Regions from separate parts of the Homo sapiens genome. Here regions 2 and 3 are each linked to region 1. A link is a contact called in ENCODE Hi-C or POLR2A ChIA-PET data. All regions are on one chromosome and are shown on one strand. Each heading gives the region's core, a stretch centred on a gene start or an enhancer-like site at or near the end of the contact. The rest is flanking DNA. Distances are from core to core; before and after follow the strand shown. Region 1 has its middle 45 kb from the start of CXorf58. Region 2 overlaps ACOT9 (acyl-CoA thioesterase 9). Region 3 holds the start of ACOT9 (acyl-CoA thioesterase 9).

Evidence for each region. A loop is a pair of places that touch in the nucleus more often than their neighbours do. ChIA-PET counts read pairs that join two places held with the same protein, here RNA polymerase II (POLR2A). Pooled maps may share reads with other maps.
Region 2: a loop to region 1 is called in a pooled map, with 2.2 times the contacts of the local background. The contact joins two enhancer-like sites. A Hi-C loop is called at or near these places in 1 of 50 pooled maps. POLR2A ChIA-PET finds 5 or more read pairs at or near these places in 2 of 52 experiments (OCI-LY7 and activated CD8-positive, alpha-beta memory T cell).
Region 3: a loop to region 1 is called in a pooled map, with 4 times the contacts of the local background. The contact joins the promoter of ACOT9 here to the enhancer-like site in region 1. A Hi-C loop is called at or near these places in 6 of 50 pooled maps. POLR2A ChIA-PET finds 5 or more read pairs at or near these places in 4 of 52 experiments (OCI-LY7, PC-9, activated B cell and 1 more).

What each region holds. Positions count from the first base shown.
Region 1 is chrX:23,951,808-23,954,416 of GRCh38, reverse strand. No RefSeq gene overlaps it. Among named protein-coding and RNA genes, the nearest start is that of CXorf58, 45 kb to the right of the region's middle. RefSeq lists enhancers at 748-1,285, 1,286-1,824. Within about 2 kb of position 1,301, at least 9 of the 41 ENCODE cell types and tissues checked have a DNase peak (open chromatin) inside an H3K27ac peak, as active enhancers do; they include OCI-LY7, where a contact is called at or near this core.
Region 2 is chrX:23,698,750-23,701,358 of GRCh38, reverse strand. It overlaps ACOT9 (acyl-CoA thioesterase 9), which reads left to right. Exons shown (of 16, transcript NM_001037171.2): 16 at 1-304. Among named protein-coding and RNA genes, the nearest start is that of PRDX4, 33 kb to the right of the region's middle. Within about 2 kb of position 1,312, at least 3 of the 41 ENCODE cell types and tissues checked have a DNase peak (open chromatin) inside an H3K27ac peak, as active enhancers do.
Region 3 is chrX:23,741,997-23,744,605 of GRCh38, reverse strand. It overlaps ACOT9 (acyl-CoA thioesterase 9), which reads left to right and starts at 1,330. Exons shown (of 16, transcript NM_001037171.2): 1 at 1,330-1,481. The coding sequence starts at 1,462. RefSeq lists a silencer at 1,161-1,480 and an enhancer at 1,751-1,800.

The DNA.
Region 1 (2,609 bases), core at 52-2,551:
TTAAAAAAAATTTACTTTGAGGCCCGGTGCGGTGGCTCATGCCTGTAATCCTAGTACTTTGGGAGGCTGAGGCAGGCGGATTGCCTGAGCTCAGGAGTTTGAGACCAGCCTGGGCAACACCGTGAAACCCCATCTCTACTAAAATACAAAAAATTAGCCGGGCGTGGCGGCACATCCCAGCTACTCAGGAGGCTGAGGCAGAAGTGCTTGAACCTGGGAGGTGGAGGTTGCAGTGAGCCGAGATCGTGCCACTGCGCTCCAGCCTGGGCGAGACTCCGTCTCCGAAAAAAAAAAATTTTACTTTGAAATAACTATAGACTTATACGAAGTTGCAAAAATAGTCCAAAGTGCCCCATGTGCCCTTCCCGCAGTTTCCCCCAGTGGTGAGATCTTATATAGCCATAGTATATCAAAACCAGGAAACTGATATTGGTAAATTACTGTTAATTATACTATAGACATTCAGTCTTCACCATTCTTAACCTTCTCATAATACAAGTTGGGAAATATTCCCTCCTCTTCAATTTTCTGGAATAGTTTCTGTAAAATTGGTGCTAAAACTCATAGAATTTTAAAACTGAAAGACACCCTCGAAATCACCCAGTACTGACTGGAACCTTGATTTGACTATAAAGACAACAGAGACCCCATTTTTTCTCTCCAGGTAGCCAAAATCAATGGTAGATTTCTATACGTTGGAGGATTAAAAAAGGAATAAAATGACTATTCTTAACACAGTGTACAAAGAAGGCAGTCTGTTCAGAAATAGCTGAAAAGCCATTTCCTAACAAAGTTGACATTCTCTGTCTTCACTGCACTATAAAAACAAGAAACGACAAATGAATTCAAATGTTGAGGAAAGAATGAACCAGAAACAGGGTCTTCTGGTTTTCCCCAGAAGCCTATCCTGAGGCAAGCATTCCACTCTAAGTACAATAATTATTTAGAAGGTGCAAAACCAAAACAAACCAAAAAGAAACCGCCACAGTAGAATGGGGAAGTTACCGGGGAAGTAAGAAAGGCAAGGCAGCCAATAAAGGATGTATTACTAAGTCAGTTACCGCTGTGGGTTCCTGGAACTTACTGGTGCTGGGGACATTCTGAGAACCAGTACAAAACACACACATACACCTCGGTTATTCCACCCAGGGCAGAAAGAGCTGAGATATTTATACATCAACTTCTCTCAGGCATTGAGTGAGAGCAACCAGAGGGGCATTCATTCCCTGGCACTTCCGGCCTGCTTGCATAAGCACCAGTGGCAGTGGGCTCCAGCAACAGGAGAATGCCCTAAACAAAGAAGTCCATGAGCTGGTAAGTTAGAAGTCAAGCTGTGTGCTCGGAAGTGGTAAAGGTGAGAGGATAAAGGCAGCCCACTTACACACAGTATGTGTCACAGCAGGGTAGGAGAATTACCTTAACACATGAGAGAAATTATCTTCCGAAGGAGGATTTCTATGATTTTAGCAGGAAAATGTGAATGTTGTGATTTATTTCAAGATTACTTAAATTATAGAATATTTCTGGGGGTGTGTTTCTCAAAAATATTCCTTTGAGGTTGTGCCTTCAGAAATAATCTGTGAAGACAAAAGGAGAGTGGCAAGGTACAGTCTTTGCATAGAGTATTTCTATCCACTTTAAATTCATGCAAACTTAAATATCGTCATTTTATTCTATTTATTTTAGCATGTTAAAAGAATTACATTAATTTATTTGTGCTAAATGAGAAGGTACCCTCAATGAGAAAAAAAGGTAATGGGTTGCATGCTGAGAATAACCTATGGATTAATATTTAAAGTTTCTCAAGAGATGATGTAATAATAAAATCCCTGGGACAGATAGTATAATGGCATTAGTCATAGATTTCCGGAAATGCTAATCCAACGTCTTTTAACACTGGAGGTGTTTTATTCATAGAAATCTGTAATAATTATTGATCCAAAATATGCTTAGGTTGTATTTGATTCTTTCTTAATAGCCTATGATGGAACTGTATAATTTTTGGTATTTATTTTTTTCACTCTGGTCCATAACCACCATATCTTGATATTTTTCCCTTTTAGAAGTTTCTCATAGCTCTGCAAATGTTGGAGAATTTTGAAGAATATAATTTGACAGGTTAATTTGAATGCTAAAGATTGTCATAATTTAATATTACCAGGGAGAAATGAATATTCACTTTTCCAAAAATATAGAAGGAAATGACTTACTCTTGGAGAACTTTAAAAAATAATATGCATGAATATTTTAAACTTAATGTGATTTCTATGAATCATAGCCAATATAATACTGTAAATTTATAGATCAGGGTTGAAAATTTTTGGACTTTGGACGATCTTCACTCTTTCACATCTTCCTGGTCCAGAAATCTGAGCAACTCACCTTACTTACAAACAAAGACTTAATAGAGGTGAAGTAAGTTTTCATGTTTCTAAAACTTCATTAATTGTATAAACAGTATATACATTCACCAGTACATTATGAAAATAAGCTACAAAACAATTGTAACTTAAGCCACACTTAAAATACTTTAGCCAAATACTGTTTATGAAAAGGAAGCCTTGATGTTTGCTTTCAAGCAAATCAACATTTCTTCAAGTTGTCAATAT
Region 2 (2,609 bases), core at 63-2,562, 250 kb after region 1:
GTGCTGTACTATAATAACTTGTCTCTCCATGCCGTAATGCCATCCTGACTGAGATTTACCTGGCCCTTCAATATAGCATTTTGCATATCTACCTATGACATGATGGGAGGTGGCTAATGGGGAGGGATGCGCCCTGGGGAGTTTTGTGAATGTGTTAAGTGGAGTTAAGAGACCTACTGCATGCTATTGTATAGATTATACATTATATATTTAACCATTTGTTGCTGTACAGTGAAGCTTTTTCTAGTATTTCTTTTTTGCTATTATAAACAATGTTGCAGTAAATATCCTAAATACTCTAAAACATTTGACCCTTAAATTATTTTCTTTGGAAAAATATTAAATGAGATATTTAGGTCAAATAGTAGGCACACGTTGAAGGCTTTGAATATGTATTTCATGTAACCCTTCAGAACAGTTTCACACAATCACTTACACATCAGCAATTTCCCTGAACTTTGCCAATTTTTATCTTTTCTTTTTAAAATATCTTTGCCATTTTGATAGGTGAAGAATGACCTTCTGCTGGATGTGGTGGCTCACACCTGTAATCCCAGCACTTTGGGAGGCCAAGGCAGATTGCTTGAGGTCAGGAGTTCAAGACCAGCCTGGGCAACACGGTGAAAACCTGTTTCTACAAAAATACAAAAATTAGCAAGGTGTTGTAGTCTCACCAGTGCGCCAAAATGTAGCAGTCTTTGGTTGTCTGAGATAGTATCCGGAGTTCTTTGTGTCACAGAGCACGAACACAAGGGTGAGGTTGGAGCAAAAGTTTAGTAAGCAAAACAAGAAAGCTCTCGGCTGGATTCGGTGGCTCACACCTGTAATCCCAGCACTTTGGGAGGCCGAGGTCCGGAGTTCAAGACCAGCCTGACCAACATGGAGAAACCCTGTCTTTACTAAAAATACAAAATTAACTGGGCGTGGTGGCACACGCCTGTAGTCCCAGCTACTTGGGAGGCTGAGGCAGGAGAATCGCTTGAAGCCGGGAGGCAGACGTTGCGGTGAGTTGAGGATCGCGCCGTTGCACTTCAGCCTGGGCAACAAGAGCAAAATTCCGTCTCAAAAAAAAAAAAAAAAGCTCTCCGCAGCGGAGAGTGGGGGCCTGAACGGGTTGCCCACTATGAGGTTGGGGTCGGGGGTTTTTGCGGACTGGGAAGGGGAAGGAATTTGCTTAGTCTGTGAGCTGTCTTGGAGAAAGCTAGATTCAGCTTGGCCCGGGACCAATCAGGAGCTGAATTGATGATTCATTGAGACCACTCAGCTTGGCCCGGGACCTATCAGGAGCTGAAGTGAAAGCTTGGCCCGGGGACCAATCGTGCTGAAGTAATTCTTAGAGGCCGGGCTCACAGTCGAAAGAGGAAAGGAAAGTGCCCATCGGAGTCGTCGGAGCCCACAGTATTAATGCCCACGAAAGGAGAAGAAACTTTTTCCCGGGAACCTGCTGATTATACAAAAGACAAAGACATTTCTATGTCAGGTCTTGTTCCCTTATCTGAGTGAGCTGGAGGTTTGTGCAAGTTTTTATCTAAGTGGGCTGGAGGTTCTCGGATCTGTGCAGCCGCGGGCTTGTCTCCAGGCACACCACCACCCTGTGCTACTTCCCTTATCGGTGCCTGCAGCTTGATTTTTATCCCCAGGCTGCTTTCTCTGTTCTGTGGGGATGAGGCACTGACCCGTGGGTTGGGGGCTCTTTGGGGACCCTTCCCTTGCTGTCTACCTAAGGAAAGCTAGCTAACTCCTCTCAGAGTGATGGTGCACACCTGTAGTCCCAGCTACCCAGGAGGCTGAACTGGGAGCATTGCTTGAGTCCAGGAGTTTGAGGCTGTAGTAAGCCAAGATCACGCCACTGCACTCCAGCCTGGGCAACAAGTGAAACCCTGTCCCCCCCCACCCCCCCAAAAAAAGAAAACTGACATTTGTTAATTGCCTTTCTCTGAATTCTACTGAGATTGAAATTAAATTGCTTATTGTTTTTGTTGTCTTTTTGTTAAATTGCTCACGTAATTTTGGATACCAGAATCTTCACCCCAAATCTGTCCTCTACCAATACAGATATAAAAGCTAGAGGTTTTGGTTTTTAATACAGGACTTTTAAGAAGATGAGGTGAAGCAAACTAACGGATATACACTAGGTTCTGGATTATTAGTGTTATGTCCCTCTCAAAGAATAAAGGAGAATTTTTGACCGGGAGCGGTGGCTTACGCCTGTAATCCCAGCACTTTGGGAGGCCGAGGCGGACGGATCACCTGAGGTCAGGAGTTCAAGACCAGCCTGGCCAACATGGTGAAACCCCGTCTCTACTAAAAATACAAAAATTAGCTGGGCATGATGGCAGGTGCCTGTAATCCCAGCTACTCAGGTGGCTGAGGCAGGAAAATCGCTTGAACCTGGGAGGCAGAGATTGCAGTGAGCCGACATGGCGCCATTGCACTCCAGCCTGGGCGACAGAGCGAGACTGCGTCTGAAAAAAAAGTTAAAGGAGAATTTTTACCCAGCACCAGCACTGCTAAGTTCTAGCATACATCTTCCTCATGTGAGTTGGACATTGTTTTATATTAAATAGTCTGTGCTGAGATCCCAGTTTTACTTCAGGCATTTATTACCA
Region 3 (2,609 bases), core at 81-2,580, 210 kb after region 1:
GTCTTCCAGATGTGAGATTGATAAAAGCAGGGAAAATTCAGTAGAAAGAGAAAGCCGAAGACCATGCTCCATGTGTAACTCATGAAGTGATTCAAAACAGAAAGCTAGCTTAATTCAAATCAATACATTTTTACTAAGTATGGGGTATTGCGAAAAAGCATATGGCCCTTGCCTTTTAGGAAATTGCCGTATTTAGAGGCAAAGCAAGACTTGCTTATATTCTCAAAAGATCCCCACTCGTTACCTTATTTCCCCTTTAAACCGCTTTACCATATTTGAGATCATGTTATTTGCTAACTTGTTTGTTGATTTGTTTTCCTTCCTTATCAAGAGGCAAGCCCCTTAAGGGCGGGGATTTTTGTCCTTTTTTCTTTTTGCAACCCCAACCTCTGCAATAGTGCCTGGCACAATGCAAACAGCTCAATAATAATTCGTTGAAAGAAATGGAGAATTAGATCGTAGGGTGAAATAATCTTAAACTCTCTGGCCTTGAATCTCTCTAGCTCGCCCAAGATATCAAACATTGGGGGTCAGGCCGAGAAGAGGAGAGGAACAATTTTTTCCTGTTAGGTCAGTGGTTTTTAGCCTTTGGTTACATTAGCATCACCTGGGGGCATCTTTAGACATCATCCCGAAGCCCAGACCGCACCCAGGACTAAACTAGAATCTCCAGCCAGTGGGTCTCAAGCATCAGTTTTTTGTTGTTTTTTTTTTGAGACATTGTCTCCTTCTGTCGCCCAAGCTGAAGTGTAGTGGTGCGATCTCGGCTCACCGCAACCTCCGCCTCCCAGGTTCAAGCGATACTCGTGCCTGTCCCCCGAGTAGCTGGGATTACAGGCGTCTGCCACCACGCCTGGCTAATTTTTGAATTTTTAGTAGAGACAGGGTTTCGCCATGTTGGCCAGGCTGGTCTTGAACTCCTGACCTCAGGTGATCTGCCCGCCTAGGCCTTCCAAAGTGCTGGAATTACAGGCGTGAGCCACCGCGCCCGGCCAAGTATCAGTATTTTGGAAAGTTGCCCAGGAGATTCCAATGTGCAGCCAAGGGGAAGAACAGACGGAGCCAAGGCGCGGGGATCAAGGATAAAGGAGACAAGCTCCACTAGGCAGAGCCGGGCCTCTTCTCGACGTCACGCCCTGGCGTTGCTGCGTGGTTCGTTTACTCAACCGAGAATAGGCCGGTCCTCGCTGTAGCAACACGACCCGCACAACTGATTGAGTGGGAAGCTCCGCAGAGGCGGACTCCAGCCTCCCGCCAATGAACGGGTAGGGTCCGCCCGGCACAGCGCGGCCACGCCCCCTGGACGCCGCGGTCCCGCCCCCGGACACCGCTGTCCGGCTCCCGGGCTGTCCTCAGCAAGGGCGCGGTCTGGTACTCGTGCGTCTTTTATCGCCTCAGTTTCCCTCCGCCGACTAGCGCGCGGGGCCCGGTTCTCCATCGCGCGCACGGCAGCCTAGCGCAATGAGGCGGGCAGCACTGCGGTAGGTGGCGGGGCGTGGAAGGGGCTGGCAGGGCGGTAGCCTGGGGTGCCATCGTCTTCCCCTAGAGCTTCGGGCTGGCCCCGGCGGAAGAAGTGGGCCACGCATGGGCATTTGGGCTCTATGATAAGGGGCGCTCGCCCACTGTACCTCCGACCGGACATAAGCCCGCCGGCCTTTGGTTGGGAGAACCTCGCCCCCACTTTGGCGACTTCTAGCACTGAGTTTGATATTAAAAGCAAAGCAGCACTTTTAAGGGAGGAAGTTGGGTGTTCCCTAAAATTCCTTTGGCCTTGCTCATCCGGGGTGTGGTTGGTAGCCGCGTCGGGGTAGCCCCTTGTCAGAAAGATAATATTTGGAGTTCTATGTTACCTCTAGCCCTTCATCTTCCTTTGGAGAACATTTTTAGGATTAAATGCTTGACCTACTTCGGCTCTTACTTAAGTTTGTTGTAACATTGGCAGAGATTACAGGGTACCTTTTGGCTCCCAGGACCCTAGGACTGTGCGTCTAGGACCCTGGTGCCAATTTGAACTTAACTTTAATGAGCCGCAAAGCCCTTATAAGAGGCTGGGTGCTTTGATTGGGCCACGTGGGTAAGGGAGGATGCCTTTTTGTATATGTAATCTTCCCAGCTGGCACAGTTAAGGCCTGAGGGCCTTAGACTCCAGAGCGTGTCTAGCTCTCCCTAATCCCTTTCACCCGAGCATGCCACCCTTTCCAAGTTTTCTGCCTGGCTGCATCCCAGGGGGCTCACACCTGCTCCAGTTTCTGAAGTTATCTCGCTGCCAGTGGGCCTGTCCCCCTGATGTGACTCATAGTGCTTTTGACTCACATTAACCCCATCAATTCTCTTGGGGGTCCTGGATATCTCTCTCTCTCTCTCTCTCCCTCTCTCTCTCTCTCTCTCTCTCACTCACTCACTGTTCCTGGGGACTTTGTTATCAGTTGTAAGGGTTCTGTCTTGTTTATAGTACTTAAAAACAAACAAAAAACCTTTGTTAAACTATTTGAAGGCAGACTGAAAGTCATTATGAGAGGGGCCACAGTTGACTTTAGCTTGCAATGTGAAAGGTCTTCTACAAAAGCTCCATGGTCTTGTTCAGGTGCTTTCTCTTATAACCCTGTGTT